Regions from separate parts of the Homo sapiens genome. Here all the other regions are linked to region 2. Evidence: chromatin loops called from intact Hi-C (ENCODE). Cell type or tissue: endothelial cell of umbilical vein. All regions are shown on one strand. Links, peaks and the distances in the headings refer to the core of each region. The heading gives the core; the rest is flanking DNA.

What was found. Hi-C counts contacts between places; a loop is a spot of excess contacts. Peaks named below come from ENCODE experiments on the same cell type or tissue, not always from the same donor. Only the 100,000 strongest peaks of a DNase experiment are listed, where the experiment ranks them.
Region 1: it touches region 2 in a loop (9-fold over the local background); 24 of 110 quality-filtered maps call a loop at or near these places.
Region 3: a loop joins it to region 2, with 12 times the contacts of the local background. A loop is called at or near these places in 10 of 110 quality-filtered maps.

The regions. Positions count from the first base shown.
Region 1 is chr10:79,463,280-79,473,940 of GRCh38, reverse strand. No RefSeq gene overlaps it. Among named protein-coding and RNA genes, the nearest start is that of ZCCHC24, 23 kb to the right of the region's middle. In endothelial cell of umbilical vein, for the core only: a CTCF peak has its summit at 6,344 (motif pointing right); a DNase peak (open chromatin) is centred at 6,360; H3K27me3 peaks cover 478 bases.
Region 2 is chr10:79,395,339-79,405,999 of GRCh38, reverse strand. The region is part of intron 2 of ZCCHC24 (zinc finger CCHC-type containing 24); the gene reads left to right. Among named protein-coding and RNA genes, the nearest start is that of ZCCHC24, 45 kb to the left of the region's middle. RefSeq lists enhancers at 1-629, 2,246-3,054 and cis regulatory regions at 1,303-1,803, 1,310-1,810, 6,065-6,565. In endothelial cell of umbilical vein, for the core only: a CTCF peak has its summit at 5,367; a DNase peak (open chromatin) is centred at 6,439; H3K27ac peaks cover 752 bases.
Region 3 is chr10:79,482,540-79,493,200 of GRCh38, reverse strand. No RefSeq gene overlaps it. Among named protein-coding and RNA genes, the nearest start is that of EIF5AL1, 25 kb to the left of the region's middle. RefSeq lists a cis regulatory region at 1,621-2,121 and an enhancer at 2,686-2,745. In endothelial cell of umbilical vein, for the core only: a CTCF peak has its summit at 5,403 (motif pointing right); a DNase peak (open chromatin) is centred at 5,430; H3K27me3 peaks cover 326 bases.

The DNA of each region.
Region 1 (10,661 bases), core at 1,682-9,681, 68 kb before region 2:
GTCTCTTAAAACTACTTCATGATCTGGACCTTGGAGCTGGCCTCTGCTGCATTCCCTGCCCCGGTCTGGTGGCACTGCTTGTAGTTCCCTAGTTGTTCCATGCTTTAGTCTGGAATGTCCTGCCTCTCTTCTTTGCTAGGTTCACCTCCACACATAGTTGAGTGTCTCTTTGCAAGGCTTTGCCTGACCCTGACGGCCCACTGAGACCTTGACATCCTTCCTGTGGGCTCTTGTAGCAGCAGGACCCAGTGGTGGTGTCTGTTGTAATACTTGCTTCCTTATATTGTAAAAGTCTGTCTCTGTATGTCTCCCCTATGAATAACTCAAGAGATTGTAGAAAATAAAAAAAATAACTATCTTTGCTGCAATTTTTTTAGGTTTTGGGGGGTAGACAAGAAGGCTGTGTGACTTGAAATTGGAAGAGCTGTAATTTCTTCCCCTTTTCTGCAGTTCATTTTTGAAGGGCCTCGTGGTATTTTGTCAGCCCCTAAACCACCTTCAGATGAGTGAAAATCCCTTCTTTGGGGAAGGATGATTCCCAGTGCCTCACCAGAGCACGGTTTAGGGTCTTACAGCCCCTCGGAAGTTTCTCTTAGTGTTTATTTCAACCTTCGATCTTCCTCCTACATTGTTGGCTCTTCTCTCCCAGGGGTCAACAGCAGCCTCGCAACTCTCTGGTTTCCTCTTTGAAAAATACATTGGAGGATTTGTTCCCATGGGAACAATGGGGTAAAAACCTGGTTCCAAGGATGACTCCATAGTTATGTAACCGATTACCCGGGGATTATGCAATGTTCTCACTGTCCCCAGACCTGCACCAGTAAACTTTTACCACCTACAGGACAGAATCCAAATGTCTTGTCCTATAATTCACGTCATCCAGCATCTGTGACATTAACCTTGTCTCAGGCTCCAAAGAGTCAGCAGCTGTCAGGAGTGTGGGATCTGCAGCTGGACCACCTGGTTCTCATCTGACTCTGCCATATACTTTCTGTGAGATCTTGGGCAAGTTACTTAACCTGTCTGTGCCTCAGTTTCCTTCTGTGTAAAGGGATAAATGATTGGTAATAGTAGTATGTGCCTCAAAGAGTCTTTAGGAAGACTAAAAGAATTATAAGTGGAAAAGACTCAGAACAGTGCCTGGTGCTTGAAAAGTGCTCAGTAGATGTTAGCCACTAACCCTACCTCCCTCACATCCCAAGACAGACCCTCCTTCCAGTCAGACCCGACCACTCCCCTCCCCAACTCTAAACTTCTGTTAGCTAAATAGATTGTCAAGGGGCTGGGTACAGTGACTCACGCCTATAATCCCAGAACTTTGAGAGGCCGAGGCAGGTGGATCACAAGGTCAGGAGTTGGAAACCATTCTGATCAACATGGTGAAATCCCGTCTGTACTAAAAATACAAAAATTAGCCTGGCATGGTGGTGCGCGCCTGTAATCCCAGTTACTCAGAAGGCTGAGGCAGGAGAATTGCTTGAACCCGGGAGGTGGAGGTTGCAGTGAGCCGAGATCCTGCCACTACACTCCAGCCTGGGCGACACAGTGAGACTCTGTCTTAAAAAAAAAAAATCGTCAAGTGCACAGAGGAAATCTTCCTGTTACTGCTCCTTTCCCTCTTTCCTCCTTCTTTTCCTTTTTCTATTATCAAGAAGAGCTACCATTTATTGAACACTTGCTACGTGCTAGCTACTTTTCAAAAGTGATTTTCAAAATCTTCACAATAACCCTGAAAGACTGGAAACATTGCTCCTGTTTTATAAATAAGACAGAAGTAATGTGTCAAATCACTTAACTGCTAAGTGGCAGAACTGAGAGTTGAACTGTGTCCCTCCTGCCTGACTGTGCCTTCTTCAGCCAGCTGTCACTCCTTCTCCCTTGTTTTTTTTTTTTCTTTTCTTGAGATAGGGTCTCACTCTGTTGCCCAGGCTGGAGTGCAATGGTACAATCACAGCTCGTTGCAGCCTTGACCTCCCAGGCTCAATTGCTCCTCCCACCTCAGCCTCCCTAGTAGCTGGGACTACAGGCATGCGCCACCATGCCCAGCTAATTTTTGCATGTTTTATAGACATGGGGTTTCGCCATGTTGCCCAGGCTGGTCTCAGACACTTGTACTCAAGCAATCCTCCCATCTCGGCCTCTCAAAGTGCTGGGATTACAGGTGTGAGCCACCATGCCTGGCCTCTCCTTGTCTTATCATCAAACATTTACTGTTCACTACACCAGGCTGCAAGGTTATGGTTAGGCCACTCCGTGTTATGAATTATATCGCTTACAATGCTTTTGTTTCCAAGTAATAGAAAACTCAATGCAACTCAAGCTGGCTTAACTAGAAAGGAAATTCATTGTTCACAATAATGTAACAGCTGGAGCACAGGCAGACTTCAAGGAAGGGTGGGCCCAAGGGTTTCTCGATGTCCCAAGGAGCCACTTTTCATGTTCTTTCAGCTCTGCCTTCTTCCGTGGTCCTGATCCCATCCTAAGGCTCGCTCCTATTACAGCTTAGGGCAGCCATCAGCACCAGTTCATGTGTCTCACATTAGAGTCTCCCCAGATCCTGAGACAAGGATATGAGGATAAGGAGTTTATTTGGAAACTAATTCCAAATAAACACCAGTTATTCAGAAACACCAGTAGGAACATGAGAAACTGATACAGGGAAGGAAAACAGCCCATAAAGGGCTATCTGGAAAATTACCTCTGGAAAACTAGAGTACAATCTTACTGAGGAATTTCAGGGACCAACATAAAACCATGTGTCAGAGCTGTCCCACTAAGTATGCATGGCACTTTGGGCCTGCCTTGGAGCAGGTGGAGTGGGCTCCAGCAGCCAGTGGGAAAAAAAAGCAAAAGCCAGGCCAGGTGCCTTGGCTCATCCTTGTAGTCCCAGCACTTTGGGAAGCTGAGGTGGGAGGGTCACTTGAGCTTAGGAGTTCGAGATCAGCCTGGGCAACATGGCAAAATCCCATCTCCACAAAAAAAATACAAAAATTAGCCAGGCGTGGTGGTGCACACCTGTAGTCAGCTACTCAAGAGGCTGAGGTGAGAGGATGACCTGAGCCTGGGAGGTCAAGGCTGCAGTGAGCCATCATCACACCACTGCACTCCAGCCTGGGTGATAGAGGCCCTGTCTCAAAAAAGAAAAAAAAAAGGCCGGGCGCGGTGGCTCACGCCTGTAATCCCAGCACTTTGGGAGGCCAAGGCAGGCAGATCACGAGGTCAGGAGATCGAGACCATCCTGGCTAACACGGTGAAACCCCGTCTCTACTAAAAATATAAAAAATTAGCCGGGCGTGGTGGCGGGCACCTGTAGTCCCAGATACTCGGGGAGGCTGAGGCAGGAGAATGGCGTGAACCCGGGGAGCAGAGCCTGCAGTGAGCTGAGATCGCGCCACTGCACTCCAGCCTGGGCGACAGAGCAAGACTCCGTCTCAAAATAAAATAAAATAAAATAAAAAGCAAAAGCTGGTAATACGAGATAGGAGAATATGAGCAAGGGCACGAGCGCATCTGTCGCACCAGGGCATGTGCTTCCTCCGTCAGGCCAAAGACAGGGGACACTCCCTCCCACCATCATCACACACAAGTCCTGGGCCTTGCTCTGCTTCACCCTGCTGAGCTCCATGCCTCCACCGGAGCCAAAACCTGTGTCCCAGCGAATACTCTCTCTGGACTGCCTTGGTCTTCAGGTACTGCCCACCCAGCAGCCACTGTGGCAAGAGATGTGGCTATGCTGACTGACTGAGGCAAACTAGGGCCTCCTCTAGTGCTGGGGGCGGGACAAGCCCCCCACCCCTCCCCACCTAGAACTGCATGGCAGCAGTTCCTGAACATTGGGAGGGTAGGAAGGACACTGAGAAGCCAGAAGCCATGTTCATCACATAATTTGTTTCCCTAAACCAAAAGGTGATAGTGGAGTGGAAATAAAGCTTGCAAGAGGAAGAGTATAGAAACCTGAAAAATCAGGGCTGGAAGAGGACTTCATTTTCTTTTTATTTTATTTTTTGGAGATAGGGTCTTGCTCTGTTGCCCAGGCTGGTGTGCAGTGACATGATCATAGCTCACAGCAGCTTCAACTTCCCTCGCTCAAGAGATCCTCCTACCTCAGCCTCCTGAGTAGCTGGGACTACAGACACACACCACCACACCCGGCTAATTTTTAATTATTTTGTAGAACATTTCAAAACTTTCTATGCTGCCCAGCTGGTATCGAACTCCTGAGCTCAAGCGATCCTCTGGCCTTTGCCTCCCAAAGTGCTGGGATTATAGGTGTGAGCCACTGGGCCCTGCCTGGGAGAGGACTTTGAAAGTCTCATAGTTTAATTCACTTGTGTTGCTGTGATTCCTTCCTCATCTGTCTTCCACGGTGACATTCAGTCTCAGCTTGTATACCTCAGACCAAGGGGAGCTCACTCCTCCAGAGTAACCCACATTCATTCTAGAGACGTCTATAACCCCTGGAAGTCTCTCTTCATATTGAGTCGGAACATTCCTTCCTGTGTCTTCTCCCATGGGCCCAGCCCTCCCCTCTGGGATATCCAGGACACATCTGCTTCATCTGTCCTAAATCTGAGTCCAACAGGAATGTGTAAACAGTGATTGCATTTCCCAAAGACTTCTCTGGAACAAACTGACCACTCACAGGCCTGTCACCTCAAAGATGGTGGTCACAGAAGGGCCCCAACATCTGGAGTGGGGAGCTGGGGAGGCCCTTGAGGAAGCCATCTTGAAGCTGGAGGGCATCCGATGAGCATCTTCCCTGGAAGCATTGGTTGGTCTCCAGGTCAGTCACAGTTTACTGCTTAGAAACAAATGGCCTCAGTCACAGGGAGGAGCCCCAGGCCCCTCACGCATGTGTTTATTGGAAGGATATGATCTCCCACACATAGAAACACTGCCTCCTCCCACCTCATCAGTTCCCACAGAGCTCTGCAGTGCCTAGGGAAGGCCACGTGCCCTGCAGCTTTAGTTCCTGAGGTCTAGGCTGCTCCCATCTGGCCACACACATCCAGTCCCCCTCATCTAGTCCCAGGCCTGATCCCCCACCACCTAAGAGGTCTGCAAAGGGTGGGGCAGTACACCATGATAGAAGGGGTCTGGGCTGGAGTCTGAGCCCTCCAGGGATCCTGCTCTGCTCAGATAAGTATGCCTTTCAGAGCCTCAGTTTCCCTTATCTGAAAAACAGTGAAAGGAACTCATTTGAGGAGGTGCTCGGGGAATGGGAAGTACCGAGCACATGGTAGCTTCCTAACAGGCTTGTGTATTACGGTATCTTATTGATGAGGTCTTCCCTTCACCTTCCCTGATTTTCAGAATCCATTGAGGGGGTTTCAAATCCCATGTTCTAGCAATCCTGCAATTTGATGGCAAATAGTAACGTTCCTACCATGGAAACACTCTGGAAATCCTGCCTTCCTCCAAGAAGGCCTCACATGTTGATCAGACAGGCTGGTGGTCCTATGCTCTCCTCAACCCCTCTCCCCAGCTTTTATAGATCTTGTAGTAGATGACTGTAGTTGTGCCTTCCCCTCCCCTTCTTGGGAACTGTTCCACCCCATGCACACGCCTATAGAGGGGGCCCTAGCAGTATTATCACCCTTCCTCTGGGGCTTCTTTGACCTCAGGACAAGCTGGATTAGGCAGAGTTCTTCCCTCAGATTCACTGGGTTGGAAGTGGAAGAATCCCAATCCTTCCTTCTCCAGGGTGTGCAGGTCTGGAGCTGCTGCCAGTGTGCAGTGCAGGGAGAGAGCTGAGAGGGAGGGAAACAGAGAGAAGAGACACAGCATATTTGAGTTCCTGGTTTCTGTGTTCTTCAGCCCTGTCTGTCTCCTGCTTAGTGACACAAACCATCCTTAGGATCCAAGAGGAGCAGCCCATTTCCAGCCTCTTCTGAGGTCCAGCTGATCGGACTTTGAGTGGACGTTTGACCACGGAGAATTAATCCAGAAGCCAGGCAGGTCCACTATCTCCTAGAGCTGGAACATAGAGTGCCAGGGTCGGGTGTTTCCAGGGCTCCACTGGTGAGCCACCGATAAGCAGACAGAACCTTCAGACTGGTCATGAGGATTCTTACATAACAGAGAAAAACAGAAGTCCCTGGAGCCTGAGGAGGTTGGGGCAGAGAAAGGAAGGAGGCTGGGAGAGGGGCTGCCTGGGCTCCGGCCAGCTTCCCCCTTTGTGTCTTCACTGCCTTGAAAGTCCTGCCCTGGCTGCCCTCAGGTACCATCAGATATTTCTGCATCTATCTGGCAAATCTTCCCTTTTGCTCAAGCTACTTTGCCAGGGCTCTTGTTCCAGGTCCCTGGCTATCCTGTCCTTCAACATGGAGGCAACAGAGTCTGTGATCCCCCATAGGGGGCGCTGGAGAACAAGTTCTCACAATTGACCAAGGAGTTTACAGCCTTTTTTTTTTTTTTTTTTTGAAACAGAGTCTTGCTCTGTCGACTGGACTGGAGTGCAGTGGCTGCAACCTCCGCCTCCCGGTTCAAGCGATTCTCCTGCCTCAGCCTCCTGAGTACCTGGGATTACAGGTACACACTACCACTCCAGGCTAATTTTTGTACTTTTTAGTAGAGACGGGGTTTCACCATGTTAGCCAGACTGGTCTTGAACTCCTGACCTCAGGTGATCCGCCTGCCTCGGCCTCCCAAAGTGCTGGGATTACAGGCGTGAGCCACCATGCCCAGCCTACAGCCTTCTTTTGTTCAATTGAGATATGATTCACATAACATATCACTCACCTTTTTAAAATACAACATTTAGTGTTTTCTAGTGTATTCACAGAGTTGTGCAACCGTTACCACTATCTAATTCCAGGACATTTTCATCACCCCGAAATGAAACCCCATACTCTCTAGTGGTCACTTGCCATTATCCCTCCACCCTCCCCAGCCCCTGGCATCCAACAAGCTGCTTTCTGTGTCTACAGATTTGCCTATTCTGGACATTCATATAAATAGAATCATACAAAATTTGACCTTTTAAGTATGGCCGTTTTCACTTACCATAACGTTTTCAAAGTTTATTTATGTTGTAGCATGCATCAGCACTTTACTTTTTGTAATGGCTGAATAATGTTCACATTTTTTTGTACCCATTCATCCATTGATGGATATCTGGGTGATTTCCACTTTTTGTCTATTGCGAGTAGTGCTTCTATGAGCATTTGTGTACAACTATTTAAGTACCTGTTTGTTTTCAATCCTTTTGGGTATAGACTTAGAAGTGGGATTGCTGAGTCATGTGGCAATTCTCTGTTTAACTCGTTGAGGAGCCACCAAACTGTGTTCTTTTTTAAAATTTTTTTTAATTTTTTTTTTTTTTTTGAGACAAGACTCTCCCTATGTCACCCAGGGTGAAGTGCAGTGGCACAATCTCGGCTCACTGTAGTTTCCGCCTCCAGGGTTCAAGTGTTTCTCTTGCCTCAGCCTCCTGAGTAGCTGGGATTACAGGCGCTTGTCACCACGTCTGGCTATTTTTTGTATCTTTTAGTGGAAATGGGGTCTCACCATGTTGGCCAGGCTGGTCTCGAATTCCTGACCTCAAGCGATCTGCCTTCCTTGGCCTGCCAAGGTGCTGGGATTACAGGCGTGAGCCACTGCTCCCAGCCCCAAACTGTTTTCTATAGTGGCTGCACCATTTTACATTTCTACCATCAATGTTTGAGGGTTCCAATTTCTCCACATCTTTGCCTATCCCAGTGGGTACGAAGTGGTATCTCACAGAGGTTTTGATTTGCATTTCCCAAATGACTAATGATATTGAGCATTTTCTCATGCACCTATTGGCCATTTGTATGTCTTCTTTAAAGAAATATTTGTTTTCCCATTTTAAAAATTGGGTTATTTGATTTGTTTTCATTTGTTTTAATTTTTTAATTTAATTTTTTTTTTTTTTTTTTTTTTTTTTTTTTTTTTTTTGAGACGGAGTTTTGCTCTGTCGCCCAGGCTGGAGTGCAGTGGCGCGATCTCGACTCACTGCAAGCTCCGCCTCCCGGGTTCACGCCATTCTCCTGCCTCAGCCTCCCGTGTAGCTGGGACTACAGGCGCGCGCCACCATGCCCGGCTAATTTTTGTATTTTTAGTAGAGACGGGGTTTCACCATGTTAGCCAGGATGGTCTCGATCTCCTGACCTCGTGATCCGCCCGTCTCAGCCTCCCAAAGTGCTGGGATTACAGGCGTGAGCCACCACGCCCGGCCTTAATTTAATTTTTATTTATTTATTTATTTATTTATTTTGAGACTGAGTATGAGGTTGGCTAATTTTTGCATTTTTGGTAAAGATGGGGTTTCATCATGTTGCCCAGACTAGTCTCAAACTCCTGGGCTCAAGCCTTGGCCTCCCAAAGTGGTGGGATTACAGGCATGAGCCACCGTGCCTGGCCTTCTTTGTTTTTGACAGAGGGTTTCCTCTGTCACCCAGGGTGGAATCCAGTAGCCCGATCATGGCTCACTGCTGCCTTGACTTCCCAGGCTCAAGTGATCCTCCCAGCTCAGCCTCCCAAGTAGCTGAGACCACAGGTGCCCATCACCATGTCCAGATACTTTAAAAAAAATTGTTTTTTGTAGAGAAAGGGTCTCCCTATGTTGTTCCGGCTCATCTAGAACCCCTGGGCTCAAGCAATCCTCTAGCCTTGGCCTCCCAAAAGTACTGGGATTACAGACATGAGCCACGACATCCAGCCTTTTTTTTTTTTAATCAATGAGTTGTAATAGTTTTTTTTTTTTTTATGTATTGTGGCTACAGGTCCCTTCTCAGATATATGATTTGCAAATATTTTCTCCCATTCTGTGGGTTGCCCTTTCACCTCTTTGATAGTATCCTTTGAAGCACAAATATTTTATTTTAATTATTCTATTTATCTACTTTGTTGTCATTGCTTGAGTTTTTGGTGTCATATCTAAGATATATGTCTTTTTCCTTAAGTTCACATTCTTTCCATCTGTTGAGTTCTGGATTCTGCCTGATGTTTGCAAATGTCTTTTCTACCACTTGCATTTTGAACAAGCCTATCCGTCTCAGACTACAAATTTCCCCAGGGACAATGATCAACTCTGAAAAAAAAACTAAGCCCACACTGTGCAATTAATCGGAACTTTTAATGATGAACACAATAATGACCCAGTGGTCACTAAGTCCTCCCTTGGGTGTAACCTCATCTTGCAAAATAAATCCATTCTCTCTTCACAGGTTCTGAGGTGAACTTTGATGTGAAGGCCCCAGAGGATGGTAAGACCCTAGCACAATGGAGGGAGTCAAGAGTGGCCGCCCTGCTTGCAGCAAGACCATCAGTAGCAGGGCAGTCCACTAAGCCTGGCTTCCCATCAAGCAAGAGTGGCACTTTGTCCTAGGGCAATGGTGGTGGCTGGGAGCTGGCACTGCCTCTCTCACTCCATGGGAGAAAATGTACAGTCCCTAGGCAGGATCAAGTCCCTGTCACTATCAGGTCAGGCTGAGATAGTAACACAGGCAGGGCAGGCAGAAAACAGAGAACTGGGGAAGGCAGCTGCTCTGCTGCTGGTCTCCAGGGACACTCTGTGGGCTGTAGTGCTTTCTGGTCAGCCGACTTGGAGCTGACCGCTGTGGGAAGCTTGTCTCTGGGGATCTTCCCAGGCCAAACCAGGGCAAGCCAACCCCGAACCAAGCACATCTTCTGCCAGGAGACAGGGACCACAGCTGACCGGCCTCAGATTCCAGGCTGCCCACACCCATGGGCTTTGGCTGAACCCACAGGCACATTCAGACGGGTCATAGCTGTGAGAGCTCCCGCTGTGAGCCTGTACCCTGCTCCACAATACCCTCTGCCCTGGACCTCAGCACCAGGCCTGGCACACTCTGGGTGTCTGGGTTGGTAACTCCACAGTCCAACGTCCCTGCTAACTTCCTAGGCCATGGAAAGACTGTGGGCTTTGCATGCTGGATTACCATTTAATCCAGGTGTGAATTGGGGCAAGTCACTTACCACCTGTGAATGTCTGTCTCACATCTGGCAAAATGAGGTGTCTGGTGTCATAGGGTGGCTGTGAGAACAAATGAGGTAAGGGATATGCATTAGTCAGAGAAATGGAGCCAATAGAATATACTGATGTGGATATGTAAGAGGGGATTTGTGATGAGAATTGGCTCACGTGATTATGAAAGCCAAGAAGCCCCACGCTGTGCCACTGCAAGCTGGAGAACCAGGGAAGCTGACAGTATAACTCTCAGTCTGAGGCTGGAGGCCTGCGAATCTGTAGGAGGTACTGGTTTAAGTCCTGAGCCTGAAGGCCCCAGAACCTGGAGCTCCAATGTCTGAGGGAAGAGGAAGATAGATGTCCCAGCTGCAGAAGAGAGAGTGAATTCCCCTTTACTCCACCTTTTTGTTCTATTGGGCTCTCAGTGGATTAGATGATGTTCACATGGGTGTGGACGATCTTCCTAACTCAGTCTACTGATTCCAATGCTAATCTCTTCCAGAAACACCCCCGAGGACATGCAGAAATAATGTTTTACCAGCTATCTGGGCATCCCTTAACCCAGCCAAGTTGATGCCTAAAATTAACCATCACAGTGTATAAGGGTCTAATGTAATACAGAACTGACAAAATGGGCTGATAAATGGAAAATGTTGTCATCCTTAACCACAGAACCAATTTTCAGTCCTGATCTTCCTTTACCTGA
Region 2 (10,661 bases), core at 1,509-9,508:
CCAGATGAGGAGATCGAATCCCAGAGAGAGGAGGTGATTTATGTGAGGGTTTTGCGAGGCTGGAAGTCACGCCCACAGCCTCTTGCCAGGCAGCAGTGGGGGCCTCAGCCCCCAGGCCTCTGCCAGAGTGGCCCCAAACTGCTGACTTCAGCATTTCACTGGCCAGGGCAGATCAGATTTCTTTTCTGGCACTTGGCCACCCTGCACACCCTTCCCCCATCACTATTTTGAGCTGAGCTCCCCTGTCCCCTCCTCCCAGGGCTGTGGCCCTCACACCCAAAGCCTCACTCCAGGCTGAGGCCTTTCCACCTCTTGACCCACCACCTTCCCTCCAGCCAGGGAAGGCTGGGCTGGTCACGGCCATGTCTATCCAGGCCTTGCCAGGGACGCCTTCAGACACAGAGCCAGGGGCCAGCTGCCCTGTGCAAATGGCGCTGCTAGCTCAAGACAGCCGTCCAGGGTGCTCAGCACTGCCCAAGGAGGCGTCCTGGGACTGGACAGAGCCCACGCCATGATCAGCCCTGGCATTGCCACCTCCTACCTGTGCGACCTCCACCCTGCCCTAACTTCTGCTGTCCACCTCACACCTCACCCTTTGCAGGCACTGCCACTCCTGGTGTCCCCTCCAGCTGCCAAAGGATTCTGAGCCCCAGCCTGAGCCTAGTGCTACCATAGAAGTGAGAGGTGTGGAGGGTGCACCTGACCGCAGCACACAGAGAGGCTTGTGGGAAACAAGATGGCAGTAGGGGAATTTCGTTTAAATTTCGGGTGAAATCTCTGAGTTTGGCAAGCTGGAGGTTGGGTCAGGGCAGGACATGACCTAGGGAAGATCATGTCTCTCGCCTTTCCTGGAGCTAAGCGTGTGGTGCAAACCACAGAGTCCCCTGGAAGTTCAGGGAGAGGGCCTTCTCCAGGGCAAGGCGGCGGGTGGGTTCTTATCTCCACACCAGCCAGCCTGGGACTCAGCAGTGGAGTGAGCTCCTGAGCAGTGCATTAGCCCTCTCTGGGCCAGGGAGACCAGGGTGCCCCTGGAGCTTGCTCTTGAAGGGTACATGGCTGTTCACTGGTGAAGTGTTGGGTACAGGGAACAGCAAGAAAAAGGCACAGATGGGCAGCATGTCACTTGCAGGGAGTGACTTTTCTTTATTTGAGTGTAAGTGCTGTGGGTGGAAGGTCAGCTGGGGCCAGAAGGGGAAGGGGCCCGAATGCCTTGCATGTTTCATCTCAGCTCTGCGGTGAGGCCCAAACCTGAAGTGGGCCTTCATTTAAGTATTTGGGGAGATTCTGCCTGGCCCAACTCAGGCGGTGACTGCAGCAGGAGAGAGAGGTGCAGTCGGAAGAAAGGTCTTGCTGAGCAAACGGGACCCAAAGAGGGATGTGCAAGATCTGGAAACAACAAATGGTTTTCAAACTCAATAGTCCCCTCCAGCAATCAGCAAACAGCAGGGTGGCTGCAGATCTTCCATCCACCCACTAAGGCAGCCAGCAATCCCTGTCTCTGCAGTGGCGGAGGAAACCTCTGTCTTTTGCAATCCCTGTGATTCGGAAGCTTTCCACCCCTCTGGACCGGCCCCTCTTCCCCTCCCGCCCCTCCGCTCTGATCCGTGTGGTTTGCTAAGGGAGGAAAGCCAGAGCAGGAAACAGATAACTTAGGGAGTGGCTGTTCATGTGATTAAAATGTCTTTGCTTTCCAAAAAGTTTTGCCTGAGATTACTTCAAATCGCCTGGCTGGGGTGGGATTTGGAGAGGGGGCTTCTTGCTGCCTTCTGGGCAGCAGCGCCTCAGGGCCGGGCACAGGGCTGGAGGCACGGGGTGTTGGGGGGCTTGGCACTTCTCTGGGTCCTGGAGGGGCTCCTTGGCCTCTGTGGGCCCCGTTCCCCCGAATGTCTCTGTCTCCCAGCCCTTTTGGTTTGTTTCTGCATCATGTCTCGCCTCTCCTGGGCACCCTGTCCCCCCTTCTCCTCTTATCTGCTCTGACGGGCGCTCTCTCACTCCCTGCCCCTCATTCCCAACATCGTGTCCTCACTCCCTGTCTCTCCAGGATCTCTCCCTCATCTCTCTGTCCCCCGCTTGTTTTCTCCTCTCTATCTCCCTTCCCTCCTCTCCACACCCCCACTCCATGCCCCCCTCCCCAGGGTTTTCCTGAGGCCTTTTCCTGTCCCTGTGAAAGCTCCCATTGTTCCTTGCACTTTGACAAACCCTAGTGTTGTGGAATCAGGATGGCATTTTTGTGGTGGCTTTGGGCTGGGAACGGGGGTGGGAGGGGTGACAAGAGGCCAGGCCTTCTGGGCCCATGCTGGGCTGCAGCAGGAACCCAGAAGAGGGGAGGGGGCCCTGGGCAAGGAGGCGAGGACGGCTGTGCGCAGACAAGGAGGCCCTTGAGGCTCCAGAGGAAGCCCCGGGTGGCCTCTTGCCGCGTCCTTCCTCCCTCCCAGCATCCTGCAGGCCGCGGCCCAGCCCACCTGTCCCTCTGACCGCCTGCTTCCTCCGGGGCCTCCGTGGAGCCTGCAGCTGCCCAGACCAGGCTGCAGGGACGCAGCCCTTCCACCTGCCTCCCCCGGCCGTGCATGTGGACATGTGAGTGTGGAGGTCTTTGGTTGGTCCCTAAAGCAGTACCACAGAGCACAGAGGGGAAGGAAAAGCCAGGGGCTCAGCACTTGGCAGACTTGCTGCCCCTGTCTCGAGCCTCAGTTTCCTCATCCGTCATTAGGGTTAAGAGTGCTGATTCAATGAGGCCGTGGCAGTGATCAGAGATAATTTCATGTGGCATGCATAGGTCCCATGCCTGTCACTTGGGAGGTCTGTCTGGCCTCTGCCTGAGGGCGTGAATCCAAGTGTGTTTTCACAGGTGTGAGTCCGACTTGGGCTTGAGCCCAGGAGTATGTGGCTAGGGGAGTTCGCGACTGGTGTGGGTCACGGTTGGGGAAAGGGTCACAGGGCTGACTTCTTTGGAAGGCCTTGGACTGAGAGCTCCATGAAGACAGGGCATTCTTCATCTGTCTTGTTTCCATATTTCTGGAATTTTCCACAGAGCCTGGTGCAGAGTGGGTGCTCAGTGTAAATTAGGTGAACAAATGAATATTGAGGTGGTGGCCAGGGTCGGAGGTAAGAGGTGCGGCTGTGTTCCTAGGAGCAGGCTTTTTCTTTAATTTTCTCTCAACCGTCTCACGGAGAGGCCGCACATTCAGTGGAAAGTGTCGTTTTGGAGTCAGCAAATTGGGTTTAAGTTCTGGCTCCATGGCTGTGTGGCCTTGAGCAGGTTGCTTGGCCTCTCTGTACCTCAGTTTGCTCTCCTGTTAAATGAAAGAGCTCTGGAGAGCCAGGTCAGAAAGCGTGTGGCACATTGTAGGTGCTCATTGAATGCTAGTGTCTCCAGCTCCACCAGAGCAGCCCCCTCACATGGAAGATAGAAAAACCAAGGCTCTGGCCGGGCACAGTGGCTCACGCCTATAATCCCCACACTTTGGGAGGCCGAGGCGGGCGTATCACAAGGTCAGGAGATCGAAACCATCCTGGCTAACACAGTGAAACCCCGTCTCTACTAAAAATACAAAAAATTAGCCGGGCGTGGTGGCGGGCACCTATAGTCCCAGCTACTTGGGAGGCCAAGGCAGGAGAATGGCATGGAACTGGGAGGTGGAGCTTGCAGTGAGCGGAGATCACGCCACTGCACTCCAGCCTGGGTGACAGAGCGAGACTCCGTCTCAAAAAAAAGAAAAAAGAAAAAAAAAGAAAAACCAAGTATCTAAGACAGGCGTGGGAGAGCCAGGGCCCAACCTGGACCTCTGACCTCTATCCCCTGTTTACTCCGCACTGCCCCAGGCTCAAGGAGAGACACTAGGGAGAATGACCAGGGACCTTCTGCCTCCTCTGGTAAAGGCCTCCAGAAAGGGCCAGCAAGGCCACACAGAGGATCCTGGGCTGGGGTCGTGAGTCCGTGGTCAGCCCTGCGCCCCCTCTGTGGACTAGTTGCCCCACCCCTGTGGCCTCTGTTTCTACATCAGTGGAAAGTCTTTCTCGAACTCCTGAGACCGGGGCTCTTGCTCTCTGGGAAGGTAGACTGGAGCCCAGGGCCACCTCAGCGGCCGGGCTGCAGGAAAGCACGCAGACTGGGCAGACCGGGCAGGACAGGGGCCAGCAGGCAGCCCATCTGTTCTTTATTTCCTCCCCCTGCTCCTCTTGGCTCCAGCCAGAGCCTCTCAGCTGGACGCACGGTGGGGTCGGCCTTGTGCTCCATGGGAGGGCGGAGCGTGAGTGGGCTGCCAGGCACATGCTGAGTTATGGGCCTCCTGGGAGGCCAGTGACCCTGCCCAGCAGTCAGTCCAACCTCTCATTCTGGAGATGGGAAAACTGAGGCCCAGAGATGGGGAGGGATGCCCCCAGCATGCCAGGACCCATGAGAACAGCGGCCCCTTCCCGTTTCTCACCATCCCGGCTTGGTGGGTCTCTTCTTTGTGCAATCCTGGCATGTTGTGTAGCAATTTAGAAAGTGAGCCCACGTTAGGTGGCTTGGGCTCGGATCTGGACTACCCCATTTCCTGGCAGCGTAGCTTGGGCAAGCCATGTAACCTCTACATGCGTCAGCGTTCCCATCTGAAACCTGGGACTAACCGTACTTAGCTCATGGATGGTTGTCGGGACACAAAGAGTGCCTGGCCCTGACCAAAAATACCCAATGTTGGAGCAACAGTGATTTCTCCATCCCAGGGTTTGGCAGGGCACAGGCCTGCGCCCCTGTGCAGATGGGAGTGGCAAGGCCAGGTCTGGGGGTGAGGCACATACCTCAGGCTGGGAGGTATCGAGGCCTATAGCTGGAACCCATATCCAGAGGGCAGAGGCCGTGCATCCTGGGGCACAGTGCAGCCTGGAGTCTTGGCGTGCAGGGCACAGCCTCAGGCTCTCAGTGCCCACCCTGCTCTCCTCCTGGTCCCTATGATTCTCTGCCTCAACAACCAAAGGCCACAATGTCACCTCTGTGCAAAAGGGACTCATTGTCTAAAAGGGATGGGGAGATCAAGCTTCACCCTAAAGGATCACTCACTCGTGGTGGGACTTCAAGCACCTGGAGGGGAGTGACCAGTCAGGCTGTGGTGTCACGTGACAGTGTGTGGACATGTCTGGCTTCCCTTAAAATGGAAGGAGCAGAAGGGACCCAGGGGTGGGGAGTGCATTCCACAGTTGGGGGGCTAGCTCTATGGACATGAGTATGATCCAACAGAACCAGCAGCCTGAAGCCAGCCAGTGCCCAGGCCCCAGGGTCCACACCTGCAGGGGCAGGAGTGTGGCCACAGCCACCATCTCTGTGGGGTTTCTGTCACCTTGGGAAAGCACAGTGCGCCCCCTAGGGGGCAGGAGGGGCCTGCAGGCCAGGGAGTGGGCTGGCTACCATCTTCTTCCAAGCCATACCCACTCATTAAAGGCAATTCATTCATTAAGACAGAGCATAAGCTGCAGAAGTAAGATCATCAACAGTCCTGTCTCTCAGCCCTTGTGGCTGCTTTCCTGCCAGTCCTGTTCTTGTGCAGCGGTTATCTTCGGTTGCTTATCCTGCTCTCTTTATAAGTATTTTCCCAAACCCCGAACAAAAATCACCATAACTATTTTAGTGGCTTTATTGTCATTCATCCAAAGGGTATAACGTAATTTAGGGAACCCGGGCATTGTTGTTGAATGTTTCGCTCATTCCAGATTTACATTGTCCTAACTCATGCTGTAATGGACATTTTTGAACACCCCTTTTGTCCGCATGTCTGATAATTTCCTTGGGATAGTCGCCCAGAGATGGATTTGCTTAGGATAAGGAATGCACATTTTTTTAAAGTTTGAAGGCTTACAGAAGTTTGAAGTTGTCCTATAGAAATACAGTAGGAAAATATACCTGTTCAGCCCCCACCCCAGCAGCATCTCAGAGTGCCTGTCTCCACACCTGCCTGGTTGGCCTTTACCAGCTGCAGGGGTTGGGAGGACTGTAGAGTTGGAAGTGCCTCCAGAGTCACCAGATCCACCTGCCTGACCAGGGCAAAGGCCCCCTCAGCAGCCTCCCTGATACTTGTTCTCTCAGCCTCTGCTTGCATACCCCCAGTAAAAGGCAGCTCACCACCTCCCAGCCAACCTCAAGAGATTTCACGCAGGGATGGGAAGAAAACACTGAACCATTCTGAAGAAGTGCCCAGAGAGTGTGAGCCTCCTCCACATCTCTTCCGAAGCCGCTGGCTTGCCCGGGGGGCCCCTCCCACTTCCCCGCCCTGCAGCGCTGCCTTCTCTGCTCCTTGGCTTGGCTCCTCCTTCCCACCCCCATACTGGCCACAGCTTCCCACTTCCCAGGCTGCCCTCGTGTGAGGATCCCAGCCTCACTCTGGAAGTCAGAGGATCCTTCCCTCCCCCGAGCTCAGTCAGATTTACTGAGTGTGTCCTTGAGTGAGTCCCCTTGCCTCTCTGGTCCCCAAAGGGCCTGTCTGTGCTACAAGGAGTGGTTTCTGAGCTCCAGTGAGCTTTGCCCAGGCTCCTGGCAGATGTGATCCCCCAGAGGGGTACGTGGCAGGGGCCTGGGTCAGGAGAGCCTGGTCAGGCCTGGCTTCCTTCCCAGCCGGGCGGGTGGTGGCCCCTGCAGTGCTGTCAGCAGTTACCGTCTGTTTCATGCTGAAGTTTATGAGAAGAGGCCGTGCCTTTCTGGGAGGAGGCAGGGGGGTGTGTGGTGAGTAGAGAAGCCTTTGTTCCGTTAGAAATTCCTTCTCCCCTTGGCCCTGCCCTCATTTGTAAGCATAAACAACGTCGGGACTGAACCCTTCCAGGAAATGGCTCCTTGCTGCTAAGAGCTGCCCACAGTCCTTCTTCTCCTCCATCCACTGCCTTTACCCCTGCCCTGTAGGCCACCTCTACCGAGGTCACCGCCAAGGCCTGACACTGGACTGGGCTGAGGGGAGGCCCTAGGAATTTTCTTATAAAATTCCTGCTAGGGGGTCTCTCCCCACCAACACAAGCCTCCATCATGGTGGGGGCAATTTTGGGGGTGGCAGACAGAAGAGGTGGGTCAAGTGTGGCCTTGTGGAAGAGCCTGCTGAGCCTAGCCTGCTGCCCTTCACGCACTGGAAGCACTTTGGCAAGTCCCACCCCTTCCCTGTGCCTCAGTTTCACCATCTGTTAATAGGTTGATAATGTCCCCTGCCCCACAGGATTCCAGGAGAGTTGGCTGGGGGTCTGACGGGCTGTGGAGTCCTAAGCATAAAGCCCAGCACACAGGTGGTGCCACACAAATGCCAGTTCTCTTTCCTCTTTCCTCAACCTCTGCCAGCAGTGTCCCCAGAGCTTCTGCAGCGTGGTCCTTCCATGAGAATTCTAGAAAGCGAAGATGCCTAATGCTGTTTCTTCTTTTGCTTGCCAGTCCATTCCTACCCAGGGATAGAGAGCTACCCAGATATCCCTCCCAGGTTTCCCTCCCATCTCTGGAACCATCCTCCTGGGACTAATGCCTGTGGACCTCAGCCCTAGCCTCGGCAATACCTCAGACACCTCTGCTCCCTCTCCTAGTGCAGGCAACGAAGAAGAGAATCACCCTGAAATAGCTAATGGTGACCGAGCACTTGCAGTGTGCCAACCACTGAGCTGAGACCTTTACACGCATGAATGTGTCAAATCCCAACAGCCCCGGGAGGCAGGTCCTTTATCATCATCCTGGTTTCCAGATGAGGAAACCAAGGCACAGAGAGTTTGAATAACTTGGCGAGGAACTCCCTGGATAGTCACAGGCAGAGCCAGATGTCATTGCAGGCATCTGGCCCTGGAGACCACAATTGGAGCCACATCCCATGCAATGGCGTGTTGGAGCCGGGCCCTCCCAGTGCCTGGCCTGACAGCAGCCGTGGGAATGGTGCGCTGAGGACGTCTGGTCCTGCAGGAGGCTGGGGCCCCATCCCTTGCCTGCCAAGCAGCCCACACGCCCTGACGGACGGCTCCAGACGGCTGCTTTTCTAATTACATGGTGCGTCTGTGCTTCCTGGCTCACCCCTCGCTCTTCTCTTTCATCTTCCTGTTCCCTTCGGTTCTCACTCAGTGTCTTCTTTATCTGTGTGGGTTTTCTTCCCGTTCATTTCTGAAGCAGGGGCTCTGGGAACAAATTCCCAGAGTCCACCTCCAGTCTGGCCCCAGTCCCCACGCTTCACTCTGCCCAGTGTCCTGGAATGACTTGACCCCTCCTTCTGGTACCTTGACCCCTGTCCTTTGCCCCAACTGTGTGAGGCCAGGCACCAGGTCCTGTGAGCTCTCTGAGCTCAGAGGCCTGCAGAACCAGATCCAGAGTGGGCCTGGCTGGTGAGAGTCCCCAAGTTCCCACCTTCGATCAAGGAGTCTCAGACCTCAGCATCAGGGAGGCACCCATGCCTGCCCCCTCATCCCCTCTGAAGACGTAGATGCTTCTGGGGAGACATGGGGGAGTGAGTTCATCCAGTGCTTTATTTCAGATAATGGAAGATGAGGGGTTGTGATAGAGGGGGTGGCTTAGAAGTCACAGGTTCCAGACCCCAGGTGAAGGAGAAGGTAGCACCAGAAACAGTCAGAGGGACATGCACTAACTTGAGATCAACAGAGCTCAGTGTGCCTTCAGAGGCACACGTTGACCCCTCTATTACAAACTGACTGGCCCCGGGCCCTAGCTGCCCACTGAGCACTCCCCTGGGTGTGGCTGACCCCTTTCTCAGATCTGACCAGTGCTGAGGGCAGCCCTGCCCTGGAGCTCAGGCTGAACCTTCTCCCAAGAATGTTACAGCTGCCAGGAAGGCCACTGAGGATCCAAAGACGTTAGGCAGTGGGCCCAGGAGATCAGGGTGGTGTTGGTGTCACTTTCTAACTTTAGATCTGCGCACTCAGCACGTATGTCCCCTCTTAATGTTTTGTCTGAAATTCTAGCAGGCTATCACCAAGTGGTAGTAATGGCGCCTGGGACAAAGAGGCATGATTACTAAAGGAAGAAACTATGTACCAATTTTATATACCACTTTTTGTTCTACATTAATAAATAACAATGGCATTAATATTCCTGTTTTGTCTTCTGTGTGCCAGGCACTGTTCTAAATGTTTTGCATTTACTCCTCAGCTCATTTAATCCTCAGAACAGTCTTATATGGTAGTTACTATCCTTATCCTTGTGAAGTAACTTGCCCAAGATCACAGAGCTGGGATCTGGATCCAGAGCGTGTGCCCTTAACCATTATGCACCACTTCATAAATGGGCAGTTCCCCAAGGAAAGTTACTATGGCAACATCATCTCATAGCCCAGCACTTCTTTAACGTAATGGCATATGAATTCTCTGGGGCTCTTGTTAAAATGCAGTTCTGATTCTGCAGATCCAAGGTGGGGCTCCAGACTCTACATTTCTAACAAGCTGGTGGTGCTGTCGCTGTTGGTCCGGGGACCACACTTTGAATAACCACTGTGGAGAGCCTGCATTTAAGCCTCTCCAACTCAAAGCCTGCGAGGGCCTAGTAGAGAACGTAAATTCAGCTCTAGTTGGTGGGAGCAGAGGTGATGTGGAGGAAGCACGTGCATGCAAGCTGATGGGGCAGCCACTCCTTAACCTCAACCAGCAAGGATTCTAGACCAGTGTGGTCGTATTTCTGTGTGAAATCTCCCATTTGCAAATATTAGGGTAACTCATTCAACTTTTAAGAACACTTGCAGCTTGCACGTGAATGTTCATAATAGCATTATTCATAATAGTCAAACATTAGAAACAGCCCCAGTGTCTATCATCTAATAAATGGGGTAATAAAGCATGGCATATCCATACAGTGGAATATTATTTGGCAACAGAAAGGATTGAAGTGCTGACATATGCTGTAGCATGAACAAACCTTGAAAACATGACACTAAGTGAAGCCAGACACAAAAGGACAAATGTTGTATGTTTCTACTTATATTAAATACCTAGAATGGGGAAATCCGGACAGACAGAAAGTACACTAGTGGCTGCCTAGGGCTGTGTGGGATAAGGAAGTGGGAGTAGGATGGGGAAGGACTATTACTGGGTATAGGGCTACTTTTGGGGGGTCAATAAAAATATTCTAAAATTAGATTGTGGTGATGACTGTATACTCTGTGAATTTACTTAAAACCAATTGATTTGTCCACTTTAAATGGGTAAACTGTAAGATACATGAATTATATCAGCAAAGCTGTTAAAATAACACTGTGTGGGAGATAGCTAGTTTCTTTCATATATAAAATGCAGTTACAAATCAACAAGAAAAATATTAGGCTATTCCTGCATGAAAAAAGAATCACAAAAAGTATGAACAATTAGTTCACAAAGGAAACACAAGTGAGTCTTAAATGCATGGCAAATTCACTCTTGCTCATAATAAAAGACATACAAGTCAAAGCTCCTCTGAGAAGATTTTCTACCTTTTAGATTGGTGATAATGAAAACTCTGTTGATGCTGATATGGAATGTTAAGTTGGGATACCTGCAGTATGTGGGAAGAAGGGGCAGTGGCAATTTGCTCTTTAAAAATTAGTGGTGCTCATACCCATTGACCCAACAATTTCACTTCTATATTCACAAATACACTCACACATGTGCAAAATGATACATATATGAAGTTATTCATTATAGCATTGTTTGTAATAATGGGAGAACAGAAACAAGCTAGATGTTCTAAAATAGTA
Region 3 (10,661 bases), core at 836-8,835, 88 kb before region 2:
CCCTTGCTGAGGCAGTCCTACACCTCTGTCAGGCAGGCACATTCTCAAGCTCGACATGGGAGAGAGATGGCTCTCATTTCATGGGCTGATGGTGAGGACATGGTGTCCAGCCTGTCTCAGTAAGCACCCAGTGTGAGACAGCTGCTCCAGTCACTGTGAGATTATTGCAGTCTTTGTTTCACACGTGTCCAGGCTCTGGGCTCAAGTGACCTGTTCAAGCTCAGCCAGCTGGTGTGAAAGGTCCATTGGGCCTGTGACAATTGCAGGCCGAAACATGGAGTTTTGACACAGAGGAAAGGGAAATGGGCAGTTGTTTGAGGGTTGGGGCTCCTGGGACATGATGAAGAGGCCTGCAGAGCCCTGAGCCTGTGGCCTCAGAGAAGAGCAGGCCTGAGTAGGACAAGGACAGAACACAGGAGCTTCAGAACAGAGGGACAGACAGAAGGTAGAGGTAGTAGGAGCTGGAGGGGCAGGGAAGGCTGCACAGGACCCTCGGGAAACAAAGGGGTTTTTCTCACCTATAAAATGAGGCGATGACACCATCCCTGGAAGCAGATCTGGTAACCAGTCCCAAACCATAAGCAAGCAGCCTCAGGCCAGATGTAGCCAGCACTAGAAGCCATTCTGCTTCCTGGGCAGGGTCTTGAGCTGTCTCCAGCCCAGACAGAGTCCTCCAGGGCTCTAGAACTTCATCTGGTCATTTGTCCAGTAGTCTCAGCTGACAGATGAGGAAACTGAGGTCTGGAGCGGGTTTAAGGGACTTGCCCATGGTGTCATTGCAGAGTGCGGCTGGGGCCTGGGTCACACACTCCTTCACTGCACCACGCTGGAAACCTAGATTGATAAGAGACAACAGGGAGCCCAGGACCCGGTGGTGTGAGACTGAGGTCCCGGAAGGCCGCATGTCCCCAGTCTCTCTCCCTAGACTTCTCCCCTGTCCTGGAATCTCACCATTAGAGAAGGACTTGCTGGGAGTAAGGGGCCACCTACTACTCCATGTTTGGGGTTAGTTTATCATCCCAAGGTTGGGACTGTGTAGAGTCAGTCTTTCCCCTGAAGGTATCTTTGGGCCGGCTGCTCAGGCCTGTCATCCCAGCACTGTGGGAGGCCGAGGTGGGCATGATGCTTGGGCTCAGGAGTTCAAGACCATCCTGGGAAACATGTTGAAACCCCAACTCCACAAAAAATACAAAAATTAGCCAGCCATGTTGGTACCCACCTGTAGTCCCAGCTACTCAGGAGGCTGAAATGGGTGGATTGCTTAAGCCCAGTAGTTTGAGGCTGCAGTGACCTGAGATCACACCACTGCATTCCAGCCTGGGTGACAGACAGAGACCTTGTCTCAAAAAAAAAGTATCTTAGGAGACACCTAGTAGAATTCCCCATACAGTCCCTCAGTAAACCTGCAAGGGCAGATTTTCCCCCCAGCTTGGCTTGGATCCCTGTTTCTTTGGTGGACACCAGAAGGAGTAGCTGGCTTGTGTTTCAGGATCATGTATGATCATGCAGCACCATCTGTTCCCCCAGGGTCACTCCCAGCACCTAAATGAACTTGTACTGTGAGGGAGACTGGAGGCCCAGCGGGAGCAGATTCATGCCTCACCCTGGGGACCCATCACCAAGAGGAACTAGCATGGGGGTCTCCTGCACCAGCCAAGTCATTCTCTCCTCACTGTCACTCTGGACCAAGCGTGTTCTGTGGAAGTGGCCTGAGTCCCTGGTCATGGGCCGCTTGTATCTGGGGCAGGGGGTGAATCACTCACTCCCTGCATGCTCCTGGGCAGGTGTGTGGCAGGTCTTTTCCAGGCCACATGGTGGCGTGAAGAAAGAGCATGGGCTCAGAATCATCACAACTGGGTTTAAATCCTGGCTTTACCATTTCCTCTTTCTGTGAACCAGTCAAATTTCCCACCCTGTCTGGCTCTTGTTTCCTTATTTGTCAAAAAAAACCCAGCAAGATAGTTAAGGATATAACCAAACAAGCTTTTCATGTAACAAGCATTACACGTGTAACACACACACACACTCTCTCTCTCGCCTTTCCCTGGGGTGGGTGTGGAGATGTTGATAGGGACATGGAAAGGAGAGTCAGAGGTTGTTGCTCTGGGAGGCAGTTGGAAGGGACATTTAGGGACCTGGGGGAAGGAGGAGGCTGGGAAGGCTTGTGGGTGGGCGTACTACCAAACTAGGAGGCTCCACCCCAAGGCAGGTCCCGCCCCACCACACTGGGTAGAAGGTGTCCCAGGAAGCCTGCCCAGCCAGAGAACCAAGGGGTGGACAAAAAGGCAAACATCAAAGCTGGGCCAGAGGTTTTTGGCCAAATGAAGAGCAGCAGGAATATGTCTGGAGTTGAAAGGCCCAAGAAACCCCAGGTGTCTGAGCTCCCCAGGCTTCAGAGAGACCAGGGTTGAGTGGCTGGAGACTTCTGGATTCTGTCCAGACCCCTGGCTAGCCCTGCCTGGCTGTCTCTTTGACTCATGTATGGGGAAGAAAGGAGGGAACAGAGGGAGGAGAGGGGAAGCCACGCAGCTGTTCCTGAGTTGGGGGCCTCGGAAATTCGAGCTGAGCCACACGCTGCCGGCAGGCAGGAGAGGACCTCTTGAAAGCCACTTCTAAGGCCCTGGCCTGGCCTCGCCAGCAGCCCCAGGATTAGCTCTGCAGACTTCTCTGAGTCCTGGACATCTGCAGCCTGGAATCCCCCTCCCTCTCTCGCAGCCCCATGGGGCAGCCCCTGTGACAAGGGAAGGGAGAACAGACAGCTGTGACCTGGAAGGGGGGCTAGAAGGGCCTCTGGCTGGCCTAAAACTCAGAGATTGGGACAGAGCAATGGTGCAGGAGCCGACTGGGGCCTCATTCCAGAAATGCCTTCCCCTTTCTCCATCTTGTGAGCCTGAAAGAGATGGGGGTGAGGGAAAAATAAAAGGCAATAACATCTGCACAGGCCCACCAGGCACCAGGGAGGTGCTGGGTGCTGTACCTGATGCTTACCGCCATCTCAAAGTTGGTCTTATTACTTCTAGCCTTCATTTGAGAAGACAGGCTCAGAGAGGTTAGGTAAATTGCCCATAGTGACCCGGTAAGTTAGTAGTAGTGTCAAGACAGAAGGAAACCCAGAACTAGGTCAATCTACCTCTACATATTGAAGCCTCATTTTATCCAGAGCCCAAAGAATTAGAACCAGGCAGGTCCAGAACGGAACCCAGGGATGGGGTTAGCCTTGTTTGCCTGCTGAAGGCTCAGTGCAATCATTGGCTGCATCACTGAGGTAGAAAGAATACTGAGAAAGGGCTGGGCGCAGTGGCTCACACCTGTAATCCCAGCACTTTGGGAGACCAAGGCGGGCAGATCACAAGGTCAGGAGATCAAGACCATCCTGGCTAACACGGTGAAACCCCATCTCTACTAAAAATACAAAAATTAGCCGGGCGTGGTGGCAGGCGCCTGTAGTCCCAGCTACTCAAGAGGCTAAGGCAGGAGAATGGCGTGAACTGGGAGGCAGAGCTTTCAGTGAGCCGAGATCGCGCCGCTGCACTCCAGCCTGGGCAACAGAGCAAGACTCCATCTCAAAAAAGATAAATAAATAAAAGTAAAAATAAAGAATACTGAGAAGGGGGAAGGGATAATAGATTTTACAAATTGCTCCTGGGTGATGGTGTTCCCTTTCCACACTGCAGTGTGTCTGGAAGAAGAGATCAGGTGAGAGGTCAGCAAACTGAAGGCTCAGCTGGAAAAACTGGGGGCTATCCAGGTTAGAGAAGACTTAGAAGAGGCTGGACTGTTGTTGACCCTGAGTGGACACTTGTTCTCTGGGAACAGATTGAGCCAGGATTGGTTAGGTTTTGCTATAATAATAAACAATCCCCAAATCTCAGTGGCTCACACAGCCAAGGTTTATTTCTTGCTCACATTACATGTTCAACACAGGTCAGCATGGAGCTCTCCTCATCCTAGTTGCTCGGGGATTCAGGGCAAGTCAGGCTTCATGTAGGCATGAGCTCCCCAAGACACTGCAGCAATGGCATAGGAAAGAGGTAAGCCACACACTGGCTATTTAGGCTTCTGCTCACATTTCACTGGCCAAAGGAAGTCACATGGCAACACGTAACTTCATGGGGCCAGGAAGTGCAATCACACCTAGAGCCCATGTGCAGATAGGAATGATTGACTGGCAGCACTCGTGACTACCTCAAGGATTAAAAGGGTAACTGGGGCTGTGGATGAATGCATAAGGAAGTTGACTTTGAGTCCATTTAAGCATGGCCTTCCCAGGAAAATAGTGAGTACCTATCAACAGAAGTGGGTAAGCTATGGTGGGATAGGTGCATTGCATTGCACGAATGTCATAGAAGATTCTCCACCATCACTGGCTTCACGGACTTCGTACCATACAGAGCAGTGGCCATTAAAGGCAAGGGTGCTGAAGCCAAAGGTGCCTGTGTCCAAAACCCTCTCTCTCTTATTGGTTGTGTTACTTTGTGCAGATTACCTAATATCACTGGGCTCCAGTCTCCTCCTCTGCCATGTAGGGATAATAAGAAGTCCATAGAATCATTGTGAGGATTAAATAAGCCCATAGGTTGGGAAGCTCTGATCAAGTCAGTTGCTCTTGCTGTTGTTCTCATTCCTACCCAAGATCTTGTAACCGCCCCTCCCAGAATCCTTGGCCACATCCCTCCCCCGGCCTCTCACATCCCTAAGACATTAGTCAGCAACCAGGACAGGGTTGGGAAAGCTCTGTGCACTGGGCCAAGCAGGCAGATCTTTTCCCACTAGTGTCGCATGGTCTGCTGGGGTAGGTTACTTTCCCTAACCCACCCTGCTCCCCAGTAGGTTTCCTCCCCGTCCTGTCTCCCAGCCGGACTGCAAAGCCATTTCCTTCTTCAGCTCATCCCCAAATCTTCCCTGACAGCCATGGGTCTGATTTTGCCTTCTCCACAATGTCGTATAAATGGAGCCATACAGTATGATGTCTTTCTGCTCTCTTGATTTATCTGTTTTACAGATATTTGGCCGTATCAGATGGGGGATCTCCTCTCCCCCTTCCCCCCCATCCAGTTAGATGGCTGGCATTTGCTCCTTGGTTGTTATCTTTGTAAGTCTAAGTAGGATACTTCTATTTTCAGCTATAGACAGTGTCCCTGGGCTCCCCACTTTCAGAGATAAAGCTATCAGTGCCCCTATCCTTCCCATAAGATCTAAAATAACCATTTTAGAAACATCAGGAGGAGGTGTGGCAAAGTGAGGTGGTGTGTTTCAGAAACGGGTGTTGAAGGAGCACAGAGGAGCCAGGGGAGAGAGGCTTTCTGGAAGAGGCGGGGTTGAGCTGGGCCTTGTCCTCTTACATCTCTGAGGGCAGCTGCCAGCCAACCTGCTCTGGGAGGTCTGCAAGCCCTGATCTGCAGTATCTCACTTCAGACACCAGGGGGAAGGCAAGTGGCTTCGCTGTGGTCACCTGCACAGCCAGACCATGGGCGGCTCAGCTCTCCCCACCCAAATCCCTTAGCGGGGCGGGAGATCTAGGCTCTTAGCTCTCAGCCCTCCATCCTCATGGAGGCTTAAATCCTTAAGTGCCGTCCAATGCTGTGGCTTCCAGGACTTGTGTTCATTGGAGTTGTCTCATCTGCACTCATCATTTCTCAAAGTGTGGTTCCTGGAGCCCTGGCATGGGAATCAGTTTGTTAAGCACATAGATTCCTGGGCCAGGCTTCAGACCTCCTGTTAGGGATGGGCCCCAGGACTCTGCATGTTTAATTCTCTATCCGTGTTTCTCTCACACACAGGATGGAGTGAGGCCTCTGGATCAAGACTCGCCATGATCTCAGCCCCTCAAACCCCTCCACCCTTTTCTCTCCTACTGTCCATGGCAGTTTCCAGGGAAAGGGTCTGTAATTTGAGGAAACATATATTTGATTCCTGGAGATTCACTGGTCACACTACCATGTACAAGCCCTGTGGTAAAGAAACCTGTATGACTTTGTTAAACCTAGCATTTCCCCAAATTATTTGACAGGGAACCCCCTTTCCCACTGTTTAACAGCTGCTTACATCACACCATACACAAAAGGCTACCCTAACCACCTCAGGCCTGACCTGATGGTTCCCTCCACAGTCCCCCCAAACACCATGCACTTTGCCACTTCTATTCCATCCCCTCCCTCCCACAGGAAGGCTTCCCAGATTTCTGTAGCACACCTGGCCTGAGGCTTCTTGGGGTTCCAGCCTCAAATAACCCTCCCTTCTATGTCATTTTTAGACACTCACTGGATGCTCCAGTTCCAGCCATCTTAATGTAACAAAACCCCTTTCCTTCCTTTGTTCTCAAAGAGAAGCAAAGCCACAGGCTCTCCTGGACAATATCTCCAAGAGAGGAATTCCAATTCCAATTCCCACCTGTTCCATAGGCTGAGCCCCAGCAGTCAGCCCTGGTCTCCTCCCAGGTCACCATCTCATTCATCAACACTCGCTAATGCAGACCACTCACTCACTCAGTACCGCCCTAAGCTGACCTCCACAGCGCATACTCAGAGGGGACAAAAAGTCATTGCAGGCCAGGCACAGGGGCTCATGTCTGTAATCCCAGTACTTTAGGAGGCTGAGGCTGGAGAATCACTTGAGCCCAAAAGTTTGAGCCTGCATGAGCTACAATTGGGCCACTGCACTTCAGCCTGGGTGACAGAGTGAGACCCTATCTCAAAACAAAAGTCATTGCAGCTAAAGTCAAGAACCACCTGGATTTCCATTCTCCATCCATTTAGCTCAGTGGTTCCTAAATATTTGCATTTCAAGGACCTGTAAGCAAACTGCATCCCCTGCCCACATGGAAGGCCAAACAAGAGTCCTAACTTTTTATTTGGTCAAGGACTACATTAAAATATAATCCGTTCTGCATTTCAGTTTTGGAGCCTTTGAATAAGAATCATCCATCATTTTGTGAGATAATTTTAATCCAAAAAATTTTTTTGGAGATGGGATCTCACTGTTGCCCAGGTTGGAGTGCAGTGGTACAATCATTGCTCACTGCATCCTCCACCTCCTGGGATCAGGCAATCCTCCCACCCCAGCCTCCCAAGTAAGTGGGACTACAGGCTTTCACCACCATGCCTGGCTAATTTTTTATTTTTTGTAGAGACAGGGCCTCACTGCGTTGCTCAAGCTGGTCTGAAACTCCTGGGCTCAAGTGATCCTCCTGCTTCAGCCTTCCAAACTGCTGGGGTTACAGGCATGAGCTACCATGCTGGCCCCTCATTATAAATTTTAATAACATTTTTATTTTAATACCAAAATAAGTAAAAGGAACAGACTTTTAGAGTAAATAAAAATCCCCTGAATTAATCAATTTAATGTTATGGAACATTCACTATATTGTCCTCAACTTTTCTATTTTGTGTAAACAAATAAAAACCTCACTACAAAGCAGCTCATGTCCTTGAGCCAGGGTCTGGGAAGCAAGCAGACTTGTGCACCTAGTCCGAGTGTAGGTCCGAGCTGGAGACAGTATTGTGATTGCTGTACCAAGGCAGGAAGTCAGTTCTAGGCTTTCACATACATTTCATTTAATATGAAGACCTGGCATTTTAAATGAAAGGGAGATATTGTTGCCATTATTTTCTATATTACAAGAGTGAGTGAGCCACTGTGCCCTGCCAACTATCTTGACAATAGAAAAATCAATGTGTAGCCAATGGAATGCTCCATTAATGGGGGGAAAAACGTAAGAAAAGGGAGGAGTTAATAGTCTTATCATCATACAGGGTTGTCAAGATGGTGAATAGAATTAATTTTAAAAAAGAAATAGAAAATAAGTAATTGTTTAAATGTTCAAATATAGCCAGTAGAAAACAGATTAGAAGATAGATAGATAGATAGATAGATAGATAGATAGATAGATAGATAGATAGATGAATCAAAGAAGAAGAGAAAAAGGAGTTTATGTGAACTAAATGATTACTTTTCATTATCTAATGTTGGTAAATTAAGAAACAGATCCATAAGCAAACTCTACTTTAATGTAGAGTTACAGAGGCTAACCATCTAAATAAATACAAATAGAAATGGCTAAAAGACATTGCCTTGGGAAAGTGAATCAGGGGTAGAGAGAGTTGGACCAAAAAGCTTGTTCTTCATCACAAACACGTATGCAACATTCTTGGTTTTAAAAAAATATATAGGCTGGGTGCGGTGGTGCATGCCTGTAGTCCCAGCTACTCGGGAGGCTGAGGTAGAAGGATTGCCCAGGAGAGTGAGCTGTAGTGAGCTATGTTTGCGCTGCTGCACACCAGCCTGGGTGACAGAGCAAACCCTGTGTCTAAAGAAACAAAAACAAAAACAATTCCCTCCCAATACAATGCGATATATTATTTTCATGTTGATTTTTAATTTAAAAACCACCTTCTCCATAAATAGATTTTAAAAACCGATGCTCAGAAAGATGAAGCGCCTTCATTGAGGTTACAACGCTCAGAAGAGGAGGGACCAGGAGTGGACACCCTATCTGCTGATACCAGCTCCCCCGAGCTGTGTAGGGCAGCTCCAAGGAACCCTGAGAGCTCCTTCTCACCCAGCCTCCATGATTTGCCATCCAGCAGGCCACCATGTCTTTGCCCCTGCCCTTTTCTCTGCCTGGTGTATCCCTTCCAACTTTGCTCCCTGGAATTTGCCCGTTGATTTTTCATGACCCAGCCTACTGTCCATTCCTCCATGACTATGACTCTCTTTTGTCCTCCCTCTGTACTCTGTCCCAAATATTTATAATCTCACAGGATCATAAATATTTCGCTATCCACTTGTCCATTTTGCTGTCTCATTTGCTAGACTGTGAACGTCTCAAGGCAGTAGTTTGTATTTTATTCAACCCTGCATCGCAACTCCCACTCCAGTGTCTGCCACTGAGCATTCAGAAGTGTCTGGGGAATTTGTGAATGGGTGGAGTGCATGTGTCTCTGACCCTAAGATTCTGGGCTGGTGGCCCGAGGCCCCAAACCCTGGCTGCAGGCCTGACAGCTGTGGAGGAGGCTGTTCCATCAGGTTCAAACTCATCCCTAAATGACTTTCCCACCCCCAGCCTTCATATTCTGCCACCCTCTGGCTTCCTTTTCTTCCTCCCTCATCCCAAGTCTTATCTGCAAATCTCAGCACTCCCAAAGGCATGTTTTAAGAGCCAAGTGGAGCCTTCCATCTGGAATGAATTAAATCACTGACAGAGTTATGTCCCCAAGTCAGCAGGAACTCCAGGAAGGCTTTGGGAAAAGACCAGACCTTTCCTCCTTACAGGAACTAACTCAGAAGAAAAATAATGTGTTGGTAAGAGTTGCCCAAAGTTGGGGGAGCCGGGAGACGGATGAATTGAGCAAATCTCTTGCTAGATGTGTGCCCCATGCAGGTTTTCAGAGTCTCTAGGCCTCTTTTCTCACCTGGATAACAGGAACTGTGCCACGTGGGGATTAAATGAGCCAAAGCTTGAGGAGGTGTTGGTAATAGTGCTACCTGAGAGTGGGTGCACAGTCTACGTGTGAGCCTTCTTTCTTCTCTTATTCTTTTTCTCTATTTTTGTTTTTACTTTTGTCATAATTATCTATGGACGTAGTTTAAAAGACAAATTATTCTTTTGCTATGACAAGAACCAGTTTCCTACCCTGTTCCCACTGTTTCTTTTTCCCCAGAGGCAATCACTCTCAACTCTTTTTACAGTAATTATTCTGGTATTTACTTTCATATTTCGAAATAACTTGTTTGTGTTGATACTTTTTGTATTTTCCATTTCAAGACTTACCAATGGACTTTCTACTGTGAAAAATAAGAGTCTGGTCTCTTTGACATACACCTCTCCTATCCTCTTTGCCACCCCTCTCTCTCTCTCTCACACACACACACACACACACACACACACACACACTTCCTGTGCTGCCCCCCATCTTCCCATTCTGATTTTGTTGTAATTTTGGTTAGAGCCATTTTCAGGATTCACATTTATTATAGTGTAAACACTATCGACAGCTGAGACATAAATTATATCACAGTTACTTTTTCTCTTCCAAACAGTATTTTCTCCTCTGGAATTAATCATTATCATTTTGTTCTATTTTTTTTAATGTTTTGTAGACTTCATTTTATCTGCCAAAACACTAATTCAGCTGTGTAAATCTCCTCTCAGTGTGTTCAGCCCTAATTGAGAATCTAGCATTTCTGTCTTTTTAGAAAAATTCCTTCTAGGCCCCTCTGACCAGCTCCTCTTTGGCTGCCTGTCTCCGGGCTCACTGCACAGTTGGCCACAGGGATCTTCTTTCGCCTTTGTTCTTTGTCTCTCTTGTGTTACATCTGTTTTCTGGATGCCAAGTCTTTCTCTTTCTTCGTTTACACCCTCATTTTGGGTGGGGCGCTTCTTCTAGTAGCTCCTGCAAGTGGGGGCTGTTGAGGCAAATACCTAAAAATATTCTTACTCTACCCTCACACTTGATTGATAATTTTGCTGGACATAGAATTTGAGTTTGAAAATAATCTGCCCTCAAAATTTTGAAGGCATTCCTGCACTGCCTCCTAGCTACTGTGTGCCTGGCAAAGTCTAATGCCCTCGCAATGACTGATTCTTTCTATGTAACCTGTTTGTATCTCTGTCATCTTTAAGCATCTTCTTCTTCCTCCAAATGTTCCAACATTTCATCATC